Linked DNA regions of Homo sapiens: region 1 is linked to region 2. A link is an interaction called in ENCODE POLR2A ChIA-PET data of the cell type or tissue named here. Cell type or tissue: CD4-positive, alpha-beta T cell. All regions are shown on one strand. Links, peaks and the distances in the headings refer to the core of each region. The heading gives the core; the rest is flanking DNA.

Region 1 (7,573 bases), core at 2,488-4,987, 170 kb after region 2:
TGTATTGCCTCCAATCTTGCCTTCATTGATCCCTACGTATTAGTATCGTCTTTTCATAAGGAATATGTGCTTCTCAAGAAAGGGGCCCTATCTTTATTTTTACACCTTTCTCTCACCCCCTGCCTCCTATTCTGTTAGCCAGAGAATTGTATTGAGTAAACACAGGTTGGCTAAATAAGTAACTCTCTGACAGAATTATATATCTTCCGAGCATTCATAAGTGTTCAGAAAATGGTGCTATGTGCCATAATATTTAGGGAGCCCTGGTTTTCCTGAAGATAGTTTTCAAAAAACAAGATGCCTCCGAGTTTGCCGATGGTCTCATAAATAACTATGCAGTCACCTCCCTTGTACACCAGCAGCTCTTTCAGCTAAGAGATCTACACATTCTGAGCTCTCCTCTCCTTACCACCTCCCAACCTCATCTCCATAAGTCCATGGTCACAGCATTGATGTTTTGAAAAAAATCAAAGCTTAGAGGAAATGTAAAGAGAATAATCTATCAAACTGCCCCATCCTCTTTTGGGCCCTCTGCCTGATTTAAATCTACCTCCAGATTTGTGGACCCCATACTTTTCATGACTAATTTTACTTAAGTAGACTCTCTTTACTGCCATTTTTAAAATAATAATTTCAGGAAACTCATTTTCTCACCCAGTGGCATGTATTATGAAATACCCAGTACTGCTGTTTCTTTCACGAGCCTTCCAGTAACAGAAGAATCTGACGCTCCCCTCTTTCCTTTCCTCCATTCTTTCCCTGCCCAAGCTTTCCATCTGGCATCATCATCATCATTACCATCCTAACAGTGCTAGCCACAGCTGACACAGCCCTCTCATGGCCCTTATCTATTTCACCCTGCTCCAATTGCTGTCAGTGCACAACCAAGATTCTCAGGGGCCCTCGTCTCCCTTCCCCTGCCGGCCACTCCACAGCTACAGCATTCCCAGGCCACCACATGATTTCTGTGGATAAAGTGACCCACTCGTGGTAGAGGAAAGTGTCACAGAGTGGCAGGAGCCAGGAAAGGTGGCAGGGAAGGGCTGTAACAAGAGGACAGACATAAAGCTAAAACCCAAAGATCAAACTGAATGGCTGGTAGAAATACCAGTCCCATTTAGAAAACTGCTTCTACCCCTGTGGATGTCATTGCCAGCTTGGAGTTTTCTTAGTGTCATGATAAGGTGAAAGGTTGGGACAAATGCTGACAGCAGCACTTCCTTTCCTTCAAACACCAGGTGGTGCCAGATACAGATTTCTTTCAGCCGTAAGTCAACCTAGTGACAGAGAGTAGTCGTCCAATGAAGCTCACAGAGCAGCCTTCATGTACAAAGGGATTGTGTTCCACTCGTGTCCAAGTCCATTTCTGTGAACTTAAAAATGCATTTTCCCATAGAATTGTTTTTATAAAAGGTGGCTGCGTTCCAAAACCACCTGCAAAAATTCCCATCCAAAATGTAGTTGAAAGAAAAGTCACCTAGTAGGGAGAGACAAATAACTCTGATACTAGGAATGAATGTCAAAGATGATTTTAAATAATGGGTAAAACTAGATAGGGAGTTCTTTGAGTGCATGATTTTTTTCTTATTTAATTATTTTTCTGCTTTCCCAGTCTTAGCCGACTGCCCATCACTAAATGTTTTTACTCATTTCAGTGCTTGAGAAAAAAGCAGTTTTCATTAAAATTGTATTCAGATGTATCTAAAAACTTGTGTGGATTTTCTTTTTTTTTTTTCTTTTATTTGAGACAGTCTCACGCTGTCACCCAGGCTGGAGTACACTGGCACAATCTCAGCTCACTGCACTCTCCATCTCCTGGGTTCAAACGATTCTCCTGCCTCAGCCTCCCAAGTAGCTAGGATTACAGGAGCCCACCACCACACCCAGCTAATTTTTGTTTTTTGGTTTTTTTTTTTTTCAGTTTCACCGTGTTGGCCAGGCTGGTCTCGAACTCCTGACCTCAAATGACCCACCCGCTTCAGCCTCCCAAAGTGCTGGGTTTACAGGAGTGAGGCACCACGCCAGACCTGGCTTTTCTAAAATGACTCCCAGGATTTTTGATCCTGACTATACCAGTTGCCTAATTTCACCCTCAGATATAGAACTTTCCTTTCCACTGATGTTTTGATGGCAATATTCATGCATTTATCAATGATAATTTAAAAAATGGTCTACAAATGGACTAAACAAATAAAAGAGATAAAGGAGGAAAAAAGAAAAGGAAGTAAAGGAGGGAGATTCTTCTAAAGTACCTGGGCAAAATTCCAGGGGATAAGGTGGGGAATATTGTTAAGCTAGAAAGGAAAGAAAGCAAGAGGGAGAGAGAAGAAAAAAGGGAAGAAAAGAGAGAAGAGGAGAGGGAGAGGGAAAGGGAGGAGAAGAGAAAAACCAAGACAAGCAAGACAGGGGAAAGGAAGCGGGCAATGCATTGCATGTTCTTCCAGGTAGGGAAAGAAAGACTGTGGCCAGGACAAGATATTAGAGCTGACACTGCCACCTGCCCCTCTCACAGTCCACCTTGACTGGGTGGCTTATGTCTGCCTGGTGTGGTTTGAGCGTATCTATGTGGCTGTGCTGGAGGGCAAGCTTACATTGGTTTCATGCTTACGGAGTTTCTCTACTTCAAAAGTAAACATTACAGTGAGTTAGAGAAGAGCAAGCTCTAGCCTAAGGAATCTACTATTGGCATTTTACAAAGGTAATGGTGAAATTCACCTTTCTTTTTCCCATCTGCATGATGGGAGAATATAGTACAGTGTTTAGAGCTCAGGCTCTGGAGTCAGACAAAGGCTTAGAAATCCAAGCTCCTACTCTTCCTTGCTCTGGGACCTTGGGAAAGTTACTTAATGATTACTGACCTCCGTTTCCTCACTTACAAAATGGAAAAAATTATATCTTCCTCAAGGAAATGAAGATTAAAAGAAATATCACATGTAAACAGCCAGGTACCATGCTTGGTATCTGATACATTTTTTAACATGGTAGCCATTATTTTTCTTACCATTATAGAACAGTAATTGGTGTCACAAGATTATTAAGGCTACCATGAAAACTAAATAATCTCGTGCCAGCAAAGTGACACATTACATATCACCAACCAGCATAACTGGGAGTTGAAGAACTAGCAAAAAGAGAAGCTGCTGAATGGGGACTGAGCGCAAATCCACAGTATGAGCCAGATCTGCAGGGCAAGCCTGTCCTCCCAACACCTGGAGCTCAATGGGAATATGAGCATTCATGTGGTGGGGAAGTGGGGCAGTACACAGGGGACTTCTGCCACACTGTCCAGCTGGCCAGCAACTAACTGTCTTAGTCCATTTGTGCTGCTAAAACTAAATACCTGAGACTTGGTAATTTATAAAGAACAGAAATTTATTTTCTCACAGTTCTGGAGACTGGAAAGTCCAAGATCAAAATCCTGGTATTTGGTCTGGTGAGGACCTTCTTGCTGCAACCTCACATGGCAGAAGGTGGGAGGGCAAGAGAGAGCCGAAGAGCAGGTTAGCAAGCCAACTGAATGCTGGCAGAAGCCTCTTTAATAAGTGCCTTGATCCCATGAATGACAGAGGAGCCCTTATGGCCTAATCACCTCTGAAAGGCTCCCATCGCCTAATACTGTCATATTGGCACCACTTGAATTTTGAAAGCGACGTATTCAAACCATAACAGAAACCCACATTCTATTTGGAAGAATTTCTCATTTTTGTGAATCTTGGTAAGAGAGAGTCTGCCTCCTACATACTACAGGAGCCAACTGAACTCTTTCTTCCAGAGATGCCAGTAGGGATACCAGTACCATTTAGAAAACTGCTTCTACCCCTTTGGATGTCATTGCCAGCTTGAGGTTTTCTTAGTGTCATGATAAGGTGAAGTGTTGGAACAAATGCTGACAGCAGCACTTCCTTTCCTTCAAACACCAGATGGTGCCAGATACAGATTTCTTTCAGCCATAAGTCAACCTAGTGACTTAGAGAGTAGTCGTCCAATGAAGCTATGAGTTATGAAAAAAAGCACCTTGGTTTCCTGCCTCATGACCCACAGGAGCCAACCCGGTTCTGTTTTCAGTGATGGGTATCTGAGTTACCGGCAGCGAATGTGTACAAGTCTGAAGCAACCTCAATTCTTGCCTCCTCAGAAGAAAAAAATTGACTGAGGGACATAAGGCAGAAGAAGAAACTGAGGCAAATTTTAGAGCATGAGTGAGAGTTAATTAAAAAGCTTTAGAGCAGGAATGAAAAGAAAGTAAAGTACACTTGGAAGAGGGCTAAGCGAGTGTCTTGGAGGACAAGTGTGGGATTTGATGTTTTGGCTTGGAGTTTTATATGTTGGCATACTTCTGGGGTCTTGCATCCCTTCTCCCTGCTTCTTCCTTTGGGGTGGGTTTTCTGCATGTGTAATGGCCTGCTAGTGCTTGGGAGGGGAACGTCAGTGTCTTTACACATGCTCACTTGAGGCGTTCTTCCCATTCCGGTGCAATGCCCACAGAAGGTCATATACAAGTTAAACTCCACCATTTTGCCTCTTAATGCACATGCTTGAGCTCACTCGCCCAACTCCTGAAATTTTATCAGGAAGCTACTGATCACCAGTTTCAGGTTTTTTCTATCTATAGGGAGACTGCCTTTCCCTGGCACTGGCTGTGACCAATTATTATTTTAGAGAGACAGTTGAAAACCACCTGATCATCACCTGATGGTTGCCCCACATTATTAGGCAGATCCACCTCCTGCCCTGCTCACACCTGACTAGCTACTTACTGTAACAATTCCTGCATGCTTGTCATGCCTGATTGTTCAGCTTCCCAAGGAGTTGCAAGCCCCAGATTCTATTTCTGTTATTTAAACCCAGAAGAGTCTGACCTGGCACCTTATAAGGTCAGTGGACTCAATAGTTCCTCAGTTGCACTTCTTGCCCAGTGATGACCTTGGTCACTTTATAAGATCATTTCCCTCTTCAGAAACTACAGAGCATCTTGACAGTCCAACATCCCAACCAAAGCAGAGATAAACTGTACCTCACTCCCAATCAAGGACCCACCAGCCCCTTCGTCAACACCTGAGTTATGGTTACTGAGTACTTAGGGAGGAATTCTTCTAAGTCCTTTGCAAGAATTAATTTATTTAGTGCTTGCACTACCCTACAAAGTAGATACAATTATTATCTTATCCCCTGTTTCATAGAGGAGGAAATAGAGTTCAGAGAGGTTAACACACGTACCTAAAGTTACAGGAAAGAAACAGGACTAGGCTTTGAACCCAGGCAGTCAGACTCCACAGCCTAGCATCATACACCAACTTATACTGCTTCTCAAAAGCTGCCTAAAAATAAGTACACAGAGTTATTTAGTGCTAACATGTGCTATGAAGAAAAACACAGTAGGGAGATGGGTAAGGAGAAAAAAAGAGTGATGGGCTGATCTTTTTGTAGGATGCTCAGAGGAAGGCCTGTTAGAATGGAGTTGCTATAAACTGAGAGAGTGAAGAGTGAAGAAGAGTGGGTTTGGAGAACTATTTCTGGCCTTTGGTGCCACTCAGAACTACTCAGTCACACTTCTATATAAAATATCTTCCAAGATCTGAATAAAACTCTCTCTTCTCTACCCTTCCATAAATCACCCCATAATTTTGTGCAATGCTCACTTTCCAGTGTTGTAACCACCTTGAAGACCTGCTTTGACCACAGCCCTGACTCTCAATGTCTTCCTTAAATGGTAAGTCTGCCACCGACTCCAGACTCAGACCCAACAGCACACAGGCAAGTTCTTTACACTCAATCTAGACCTTGCCTGCCTCTGAACTCTCATTGTCTGTAGCTGCTGTATCTTTTGGCTCCCAGATCTTTTCCCACGAACAGTTCTCATTCTATATTCTTTCTTCATATGAGTCAAGGATAAAATTCTTGAACAGGACAAAGTCAAGGTCCAGGACAGAGTCCTCTGCCTCAACCAGAGACCATCCCACAGGCTGAGAATGGATGTTGTTTGTTTCAACAAATCTGGGTACATCTGACAACAATAGCATCCAGTCATATATTATACACTCTTCTCCACCAAGATAGCCAGAATGCACATTCCTGAATGTCAGGCAGAAATGACAATACATTGTATCCACAGATGTCCCTCAGCTTACAAATTAGTTGCTCTGTTTTAAAAAGTAGAATGATGTTAATTTCTTATATGTTCTTCCTGTAGGAATTTATCCCTCCGTCTATTTCAAATATGCATAATCTCTTTAAGAAATGGGTATTTGAATGTTATCTGTGTCATAACTTGCTTATCTGCCTGTCGCTCTCTGTGATTTCTCAGCTGTTATCTGCAAAGCTCTGAAGTCATATCTGCATATTTCTTCAGCAGAGCTCACCACTGCCTTGCCTGGGTTGAGAGTGGCCTGCCTCTTTTTAAATTCTCCCTTCTCCGTTTTGTAGAAAAGCGGACTTGCAGCAACCCCTTTTTGGAACACATTAGGAAATAAGTAAGCATGAATAAATGCAATATGAGAATCACAGGAGAAGATTTTTTTATCTTGAATCAACTTCTTCATGTAATGAAGACTTCTGGATAAAAACAAAATTTCAAAAGCCTTTTCTATTATGCTCAGCAGTTTTTATAAGCCTTTCTTTCTGGCAACTTTTCCAATCATGCTTTTTCCTAGAAATCAAGTCTAATGTCCTTTCCGTTTCTTGCAAAACTCCTTCTGCCAGTGATACCCTGGATTCCAGGGCAGGGGAAAGCTCACTCCAGGGGCCAGACCCAGCTTCTCCTTGACTTGGTGTGTGATCTGTTTTGAGTCATTGTGTGACTTCATGACACCACCCACAAATCAACCACCAGCTCACCACTCCGTTCCTATGGTCTGTCTTAAAGGAACTTGGTAGAGGTATTAGAGCAATGAGATGGTACGAGTCTGAATCAACACTTGAACATTTCCCCTCAAGTTAAAGGAGAAAAAATGATACACACTACAATGAAGAAAATAAAACACAGTATAGTTACCTAATTAACACTTCACTGCCATTATGTAAGCATGACCGGACAACAGACTGCTTAAGGGCAGTAAACCCTGCTTTCTCCCAACCATTTTAAGGTTTTATAGGGAATGAAATGATGCATTTGGGAAAATGGTTTAAAAAATGATAGTGCTGGCCATATTGCCCAAAATAATTTATAGATTCAATGCTATCCCCATTAAGCTACCATTGACTTTCTTCACAGAATTAGAAAAAAACTACTTTAAATTTCACATGGATCCAAAAAAGAGCCCATATAGCCAAGACAATCCTAAGCAAAAAGAACAAAGCTGGAAGCATCACACTACCTGACTTCAAACTATACTATAAGGCTTCAGTAACCAAAACACCATGGTACTGGTACCAAAACAGATATATAGACCAATGGAACAGAGCAGAGGCCTCAGAACTAATGCCACACATCTACAACCATCTCATCTTTGACAAACCTGGCAAAAACAAGCAATGGAGAAAGGAGTCTCTATTTAATAAATGGTGTTGGGAAAACTGGCTAGCCATATGTAGAAAGCTGAAACTGGACCCCTTCCTTACGCCTTATACAAAAATT
Region 2 (8,036 bases), core at 2,953-5,452:
TTTTGGCTTTTGTTGCCATTACTTTTGGTGTTTTAGTCATGAAGTCCTTGCCCTTGCGTATGTCCTGAATGGTATTGCCTAGGTTTTCTTCTAGGGTTTTTATGGTTTTACGTCTAACATTTAATTCTTTAATCCATCTTGAATTGATTTTTGTATAAGGTGTAAAGAATGGATCCCTCTTCAGTTTCTACATATGGCTAGCCAGTTTTCCCAGCACAATTTATTAAATAGGGAATCCTTTCCCCACTTCTTGTTTTTTTCAGGTTTGTCAAAGATGAGATGGTTGTAGATGTGTGGTATTATTTCTGAGGGCTCTGTTCTGTTCCATTGGTCTATATCTCTGTTTTGGTACTAGTGCCATGCTGTAGTATACTACAAGGTTACTGTAGCCTTGTAGTATAGTTTGAAGTCAGGTAGCTTCAACTACCTGATGCCTCCAGCTTTGTTCTTTTGGCTTAGGATTGTCTTGGCAATGCAGACTCTTTTTTGTCAGATCTGAAGGAGATAGAGACACAAATAACCCTTCAAAAAAAAATCAATAAATTCAGGAGCTGGTTTTTTGAAAAGATCAACAAAATTGATAGACTGCTAGCAAGACTAATAAAGAAGAAAAGAGAGAAGAATCAAATAGATGCAATAAAAAATGATAAAAGGGATATCATCACTGATCCCACAGAAATGCAAACTACCATCAGGTAATACTATAAATACCTCTATGCAAATAAACTAGAAAATCTAGGAGAAATGGATAAATTCCTGGACACATACACCCTCCCAAGACTAAACCAGGAAGAAGTTGCATCCCTGAATAGACCAATAACGGGCTCTGAAATGGACGCAATAATTAATAGCCTACCAACCAAAAAAAGTCCAGGACCAGACAGATTCACAGCCAAATTCTACCAGAGGTACAAAGAGGAGCTGGTACCACTCTTTCTGAAACTATTCCAATCAATAGAAAAGGAGGGAATCCTTCCTAACTCATTTTATGAGGCCAGCATCATCCTGATACCAAAGCCTGGCACAGACACAACAAACAAGAGAATTTTAGACCAATATCCCTGATGAACATCGATGCAAAAATCCTCAATAAAATACTGGCAAAACAAATCCAGCAGCACATCAAAAAGCTTATCCACCACGATCAGGTGGGCTTCATCCCTGGGATGCAAGGCTGGTTCAACATATGCAAATCAATAGAAGTAGTCCATCATATAAAGAGAACCAAAGAAAAAAACCACATGATTATCTCAATAGGTAAGGCCTTTGACAAAATTCAACAGCCCTTCATGCTAAAAACTCTCAATAAACTAGGTATTGATGTGACATATCTCAAAATAATGAGAGCTATTTATGACAAACCCACAGCCAATATCATACTGAATGGGCAAAAACTGGAAGCATTCCCTTTGAAAACTGGCACAAAACAGGGATGCCCTCTCTCACCACTCCTATTCAACATAGTGTTGGAAGTTCTGGCCAGGGCAATCAGGCTGGAGAAAGAAATAAAGGGCATTCAATTAGGAAAAGAGGAAGTCAAATTGTCCCTGTTTGCAGATGACATGCTTGTATATCTAGAAAACCCCATTGTCTCAGCCCAAAATCTCCTTAAGCTGATAAGCAACTTCAGCAAAGTCTCAGGATACAAAATCAATGGGCAAAAATCACAAGCATTCCTCTACACCAATAACAGACTAACAGAGAACCGAATCATGAGTGAACTCCCATTCACAATTGCTTCAAAGAGAATAAAATACCTAGGAATCCAACTTACAAGGGATGTGAAGGACCTCTTCAAGGAGAACTACAAACCGCTGCTCAATGAAATAAAAGAGGACACAAACAAATGGAAGAACATTCCATGCTCATGGATAGGAAGAATCAATATCATGAAAATGGACATACTGCCCAAGGAAATTTATAGATTCAATGCCATCCCCATCCAGCTACCAATGACTCTCTTCACAAAATTGGAAAAAACTACTTTAAAGTTCATATGGAACCAAAAAACAGCCCGCATTGCCAAGACAATCCTAAGCCAAAAGAACAAAGCTAAATGCTCCAATTAAAAGACACAGACTGACAAATTGGATAAAGAGTCAAGACCCATCAGTGTGCTGTATTCAGGAGACCCATCTCACATGCAGAGACACACATAGGATCAAAATAAAGGGATGGAGGAAGATCTACCAAGGAAATGGAAAACAAAAAAAAGCAGGGGTTGCAATCCTAGTCTCTGATAAAACAGACTTTAAACCAACAAAGATCAAAAGAGACAAAGAAGGCCATTACATAATGGTAAAGGGATCAATTCAACAAGAAGAGCCAACTATCCTAAATATATATGCCCCCAATCCAGGAGCACCCAGATTCATAAAGCAAGTCCTTAGAGATCTACAAAGAGACTTAGACTCCCACACAATAATAATGGGAGACTTTAACACCCCACTATTCAATGCAATTCCAGTTAAAATTTCCATAGAGTCTAATGTCAACATTAGACAGATCAACGAGACAGAAAGTTAATAAGGATATCCAGGAATTGAACTCAGCTCTGCACCAAGTAGACCTAATAGACATCTACAGAACTCTCCACCCCAAATCAACAGAATATACATTCCTCTCAGCACCACATCTCACTTATTCTAAAATTGACCACATAGTTGGAAGTAAAGCACTCCTCAGCAAATGTAGAAGAATAGAAATTATAACAAACTGTCTCTCAGACCACAGTGCAGTCAAACTAGAACTCAGGATTAAGAAACTCACTCAAAACTGCTCGACTACATGGAAACTGAACAACCTGCTCCTGAATGACTACTGGGTACTGGGTACATATCGAAATGAAGGCAGAAATAAAGATGTTCTTTGAAACCAATGAGAATGAAGACACAACATACCAGAATCTCTGGGACACATTTAAAGCAGTGTGTAGGGGGAAATTTATAACACTAAATGCCACAAGAGAAAGCAGGAAAGATCTAAAATTGACCCCCTAACTGCACAATTAAAAGAACTAGAGAAGCAAGAGCAAACACATTCAAAAGCTAGCAGAATGTGTTGTTATTAACTGAGGTGGGAAAATGCAGTAGTTGCTGGTTTTCGGGAGAATATTAGGGGCTCTGTTTTGGTCATGTTAAGTTTAGGTGCTTAGTAGACATCCATATGAAAATGTCAAGTAGTCAGATAGCTAGGTCAGGAATCCAGAGGACGTGTCTAAGCTGGAAATACTAATTTTGGAGTCATTAGCTTATATGTGGCACTTAAAGCCTTGATAATGGGCAAAGCATGTAGGTAGAGTTGATCAAAATATAAAATGTTCAAGGACTGAGCCTTGGACACAGATTGGGAAGATGAGGAGGAACCAGCAAGGAAAACTGGGAAGAAGTCAGAAAGATATGAGGAAACCCAATCTTGTGTGGTATCCTGGAAATCAAGGCAGGAGGATGTTTGCAGGAATAGAGTGAGCAACTTTGCCAAATGCTGTAAATAAGTCAGAAATTAGAACTTAAAAATAGTTGGATTTAACAGCATGGCTGTCACAGAATGACTATAAGGGGAAAAGCGTCAGTGGATTGGTAAGAGCAGAAACTTTTGAAGAAGGGTTGAGAAGGCCTGGGAGAAGAATTAATGACAACTCTTTAAAGAGAATAATTTTAGACGACAGTTGTCTCATAAGCATCACTATAGAGGCTTGGAGAGAAAAAGAAGCTTGCAGAGAAAAAGAACTACAGCTGAAGTGGAAGTGTAGTCAAGAGATGGTGTTTTGTTTGTTTATTTTGATTTTTACATGAGAGAAAAAATAACAAGTTTGTACACTAATGGGAATGATTCAGTGGAAAGTTTAACACTTAGTATAATATCCAGTGTATCAACTATATATATATATATGCTATTTTCTTAATAATTTGAATTCATAAATGCATGCCCCTAGAAACTGGTTATGTACTCCTGATTCTTTACATTTTCAATTTCATTATTTCCACTAGGCACTAATCGTATTAGCAATTTGATCTGCAGTTAAACTGTTTTCTGGTATGGATAAGAGAAAGAAATAATAAATAATACATTGTTAGAACCCATCATAATTATACATTTTTGATAAAAATATGATTTCATTAAGAGTTTTATAAACAGCCATTTGACACAAATTACCTGCCCTTACATTGTAACAGTTTTAAAAAATAACTGTTGATTTCAAAATTAAAATGAAACTTCCCCAGGCATAGACTGTCTTCCTCTTCTTTCAACTACTACTGATTAGTAATTTATTTAACCCTGGATGTTTATTCAAAGTTCCAGTGGCAGTAAAGTTGATTTATCCTAAAAGTCTGATATCTGTGGACCCTGATCCCCCCTAATGGGAGTGGTACATCAACTTTTTAGGTAATTCAAGAAGTAGCTCCTGCATTGGCAGTCCCTTTCACTGACTTCAGTATTATCACTTGCTCTTGGTGTTACCTTAACAGTTCCTTCAAGAGAATGTCTTCGACATTGTGGTTTCCTGCCCAACTGCAGCTTAACTTTATAATAAAACACCCTTCAACCCTTCCTTCCTGTTGCTTCTGCCCTTGCCCCAAGCCAAGAGTAGTGAAAACTCTGCTAAGTAATAACTATAGGATTTCTCTCTTAGCCTCTTGGCCTCTACTTTCATTCTGGATATTATAACTTAGGCCACAAAATCATTCACAATTCCCATTGCAAAGCTTTTTATCTCTTTTCTATTAAAAACTTAATATTGTATAAGCTTCTCTCCTACCAGATGCCTCAACTTTACTCTTTTGTAGTCTGTTTTAGTTTTTTGCTTATTGAGATTAACCTCACACATTTGATTTTTTTAATAGTTATGCATTTTGAAGAGAACAAGGAATAGCTTTAGACTGCAGTTGCCTCAGAAACCTCATTTAATGTTTGATAGGGCAAATATTTCTTCTCTGTTTTTTTATTGACAGGTACAGTCACATGCCCATGTGTTAGAGCATAACAAGTATAGCTTAAAATTGCTTATAATAGTCACTAACATTTGCTGAGCACTTATTCCATCTCCAGCACTCTGCTAAACGTTTGGCACACATTATCTTACTTGATTCTGTATTTTGCTACTGACAAAACTAAGAATTTGGGAAGGTTAAAGCATTTGTCCAGGGTTACACAGCTAATAAATAGTTGATTAGGGATTTGAATACAACTGATCTGACTCCAGTAGCCACCTACTTAACCACTCAGGAGAGAGTTTGCTTGCAGGATGATGTATAAGGGCAAAACTTGTCCAGCCAAGTCTCAAGGGCAGAGGAGAGAGATCTCTCCTAAAGAAAAGAAAGCCTTGGTAGCAAGGAGTTATAATACACTGGAAGTGTAACAGTCCCTTGAAGTTCCATTATTTATCTTAAAATTTGTGATGATTTTGCATTCTGCTTCATAATATATTTATATTGCTTTAATATAAAAGAAATATTTGGCTCTATTAAAGGACAAAAAAGATGCAAATATTTACGAACCAGATGACAAACATTGTAAGGATATCAGTTTTCCCCAAATCAATCTACTATTCAATGCAATTCCAGTTAAAATTTCCACAGAGTTTTTGGGCAAAACTTTCTAATACAATTTTTAAATTTATATGACACAAAGACATTCACAGATAGCTAAAACAAGTTAGGAAAAGAAAAACCAAGAGTAAATGTTTCCCCTATCAAATATTAAGACATAAGATAAAGCTGTGATAATAAAAAACACAGTAGTGTTAATTTAGAGATTAACAACGAGAACAATAGAAAGCTCAGAATCATGTTTATAAATTATGCATCTACATACACACACATACATATGTGTGTATGTATGTGTATATATAAACTATGATCAGATGAGAATAAGGTATATTATTCACAATATATTGCTGGAAGCTTTTGCTTATTTTACAGAGAAAAATAAAATAAGTTTCCTACCTCACACCATGTATAAAAATAGACTTCTGATACATTAAATGCAAGAAGAAAGAAAAGAAGGGAAGGGGGAAGGGAAAAGAAGGAAAGAGGAAGGAAAGGAAGGCAGAAGGGGAAAGAAGGAAGGAGGGAAGGAAAGAAGGAAGGAAGGGAAACAAGGAAGACATAGGAGAATATCTTTATTACACCTGGGTGAGGGAAAGATTCCATAACTATATTCCCAAAGAATAACTCACAAAGAAAAATAATCTGATATATTTTCCTATTTCAAAATTACAGATAAACACAGAGTTGCTGTCTATCTCATTGCCTTATTCATTTTCTTCATAGTGTTTATCGCTTTACGATACTGACTAGTTTACTCATTTGATTTGGGGTCTTGTGCTCATTTAAAGGTATGCTTCAGGAGGGCAGGTACTTTGCCTATTGTGTTTACCACTGTAGACACAGCGCCAGAACTGTGTCTGGCATAATATGTGGGCAATAAATGGGTCCTTTGTACATTGTCTTAAGGATTTTTTAAATATTCCTGAATTTTATAGATCCCACCGCTATCTGGGATTCCCTTTCCTTACCATTTTGCAGGTTCTACTGAAACTTCCTCTAACATAACTCATAAAGGGTATCTACAAAACTGCTTATTAGAGAAATTTCAGGTTCTACCATGCCTGAAACTCTGATTGAATCCCTATAGGCAACAGTAGGACTATTATGACAATGTCTCTTGAATGCGTCATGTAGGGTTGATCCTTTTAGAGAGACAATACCTTTAGGATATAACTAAAACCAAAGAATTGAAAATAGAAGAAAGCATATTTCAGCATAACTCTATAAATTATTTTATCCCATTGCAATTGTCCAGAAAGGAAGCAGGTTGACTTGAGAAGCAGTAAATTATGCATCACTGAATGTGTTTGGGCAGAGTCTGGAGGACCACTTACCAGAAGAGAGAAAAGGTGAGAAGAAATGTTCTCCAAGGTTCCTTCCATCCTCGAGCTCTAAAATCCTTAACCAGTTTTTTCTTATACCCACCTCCTCTCCACAGGACTCTTCCCTTCCCCCTATCAGGAATATTGAAGCAGCATGATGCCAAAAGCAGTTATAAACACTATAAATAATTATTACTCTCAACACTTGATGAGTGACACCAAAAATTAAAGGAAGCTTGCACCGTAAAGCAAGCACATTGCAGGGTATTTATTTTTTGGCTCTGGAATACAAAGACACATAGTCAGAGACACACATTCATCTTCCATTCTTAGTGTCCCATGCTCGCCCCCACTAAGGGAGAAGCTCAGGTGAACATCATGCAAATACTCCACGGTGTGGGCTGAAATTCATAGACAGAAGGGTCAGCACGGAATAAGGCATGCAGCCTCCCGTCTCTTGAAACTCTGTGGAGATGCTTGGTCATGCACAACTGAACACATTAAGAGTTTTGCTCTAGTTTTTCTCTGTCTACAAGAGAGGTCCTACTCCCTGTTGCTCTTCTTTTTTAAAAAATAAGGATCCCATGAGAGTGGCCTTAGAAGTAGGAGGCAAAAGTTCTGAGAATGGGTACCAGATGCTCAGGAGTTGCATTCCCATACTGATAGCACCTAGGGATCTTGTGGGAAGCTGAGGCTGCATCTGGGGCCTCTCCACCTGGCAGGAGTCCCCCAACCCCATCCCTCTACTCCGCACCTCCCACCTACCCTCCCAACCCTGGCTCGAAAGCTCATTGCCAGGAATCCCCAAGAGGGCCTCAGGACCCTGTGATAGACAATCCCACTCATCTCCCCACCCTGCTCTCTGCCTCCCCACCCCAGTCAGCTCTCTGACTTACGCTATAGAGCCTAGTGATGCTTACACTATAGAACTCTCTGGCACTATGGGCACTTGCACATCCCTTACCTTATTTGATCCTCCTAAGAGCCTTGTAAGGGAAAACAGCAGGTATGATCGTGTCCATTGTATTCATGAACAGACTGAGATGCAGACAGGATAAAGTGACTGGCCTAAGTCATCCAACTATGTGGCAAAGCCAGGACTTGAGGTAGGCCATCAGAACCCACATCTCATGCATTCACCTCCAAAATATATACTTCATCAAGT

What was found. ChIA-PET counts read pairs that join two places held together with the same protein. Peaks named below come from ENCODE experiments on the same cell type or tissue, not always from the same donor. Only the 100,000 strongest peaks of a DNase experiment are listed, where the experiment ranks them.
Region 1: POLR2A ChIA-PET joins it to region 2 with 5 read pairs; 2 of 35 experiments call an interaction of 5 or more read pairs at or near these places.

The regions. Positions count from the first base shown.
Region 1 is chr1:168,359,581-168,367,153 of GRCh38, reverse strand. No RefSeq gene overlaps it. Among named protein-coding and RNA genes, the nearest start is that of MIR557, 12 kb to the left of the region's middle. In CD4-positive, alpha-beta T cell, for the core only: no CTCF peak of the experiment used is centred there; a DNase peak (open chromatin) is centred at 3,963.
Region 2 is chr1:168,532,206-168,540,241 of GRCh38, reverse strand. No RefSeq gene overlaps it. Among named protein-coding and RNA genes, the nearest start is that of XCL2, 7.8 kb to the left of the region's middle. In CD4-positive, alpha-beta T cell, for the core only: no CTCF peak of the experiment used is centred there; a DNase peak (open chromatin) is centred at 4,511; H3K4me3 peaks cover 672 bases; H3K27ac peaks cover 2,475 bases.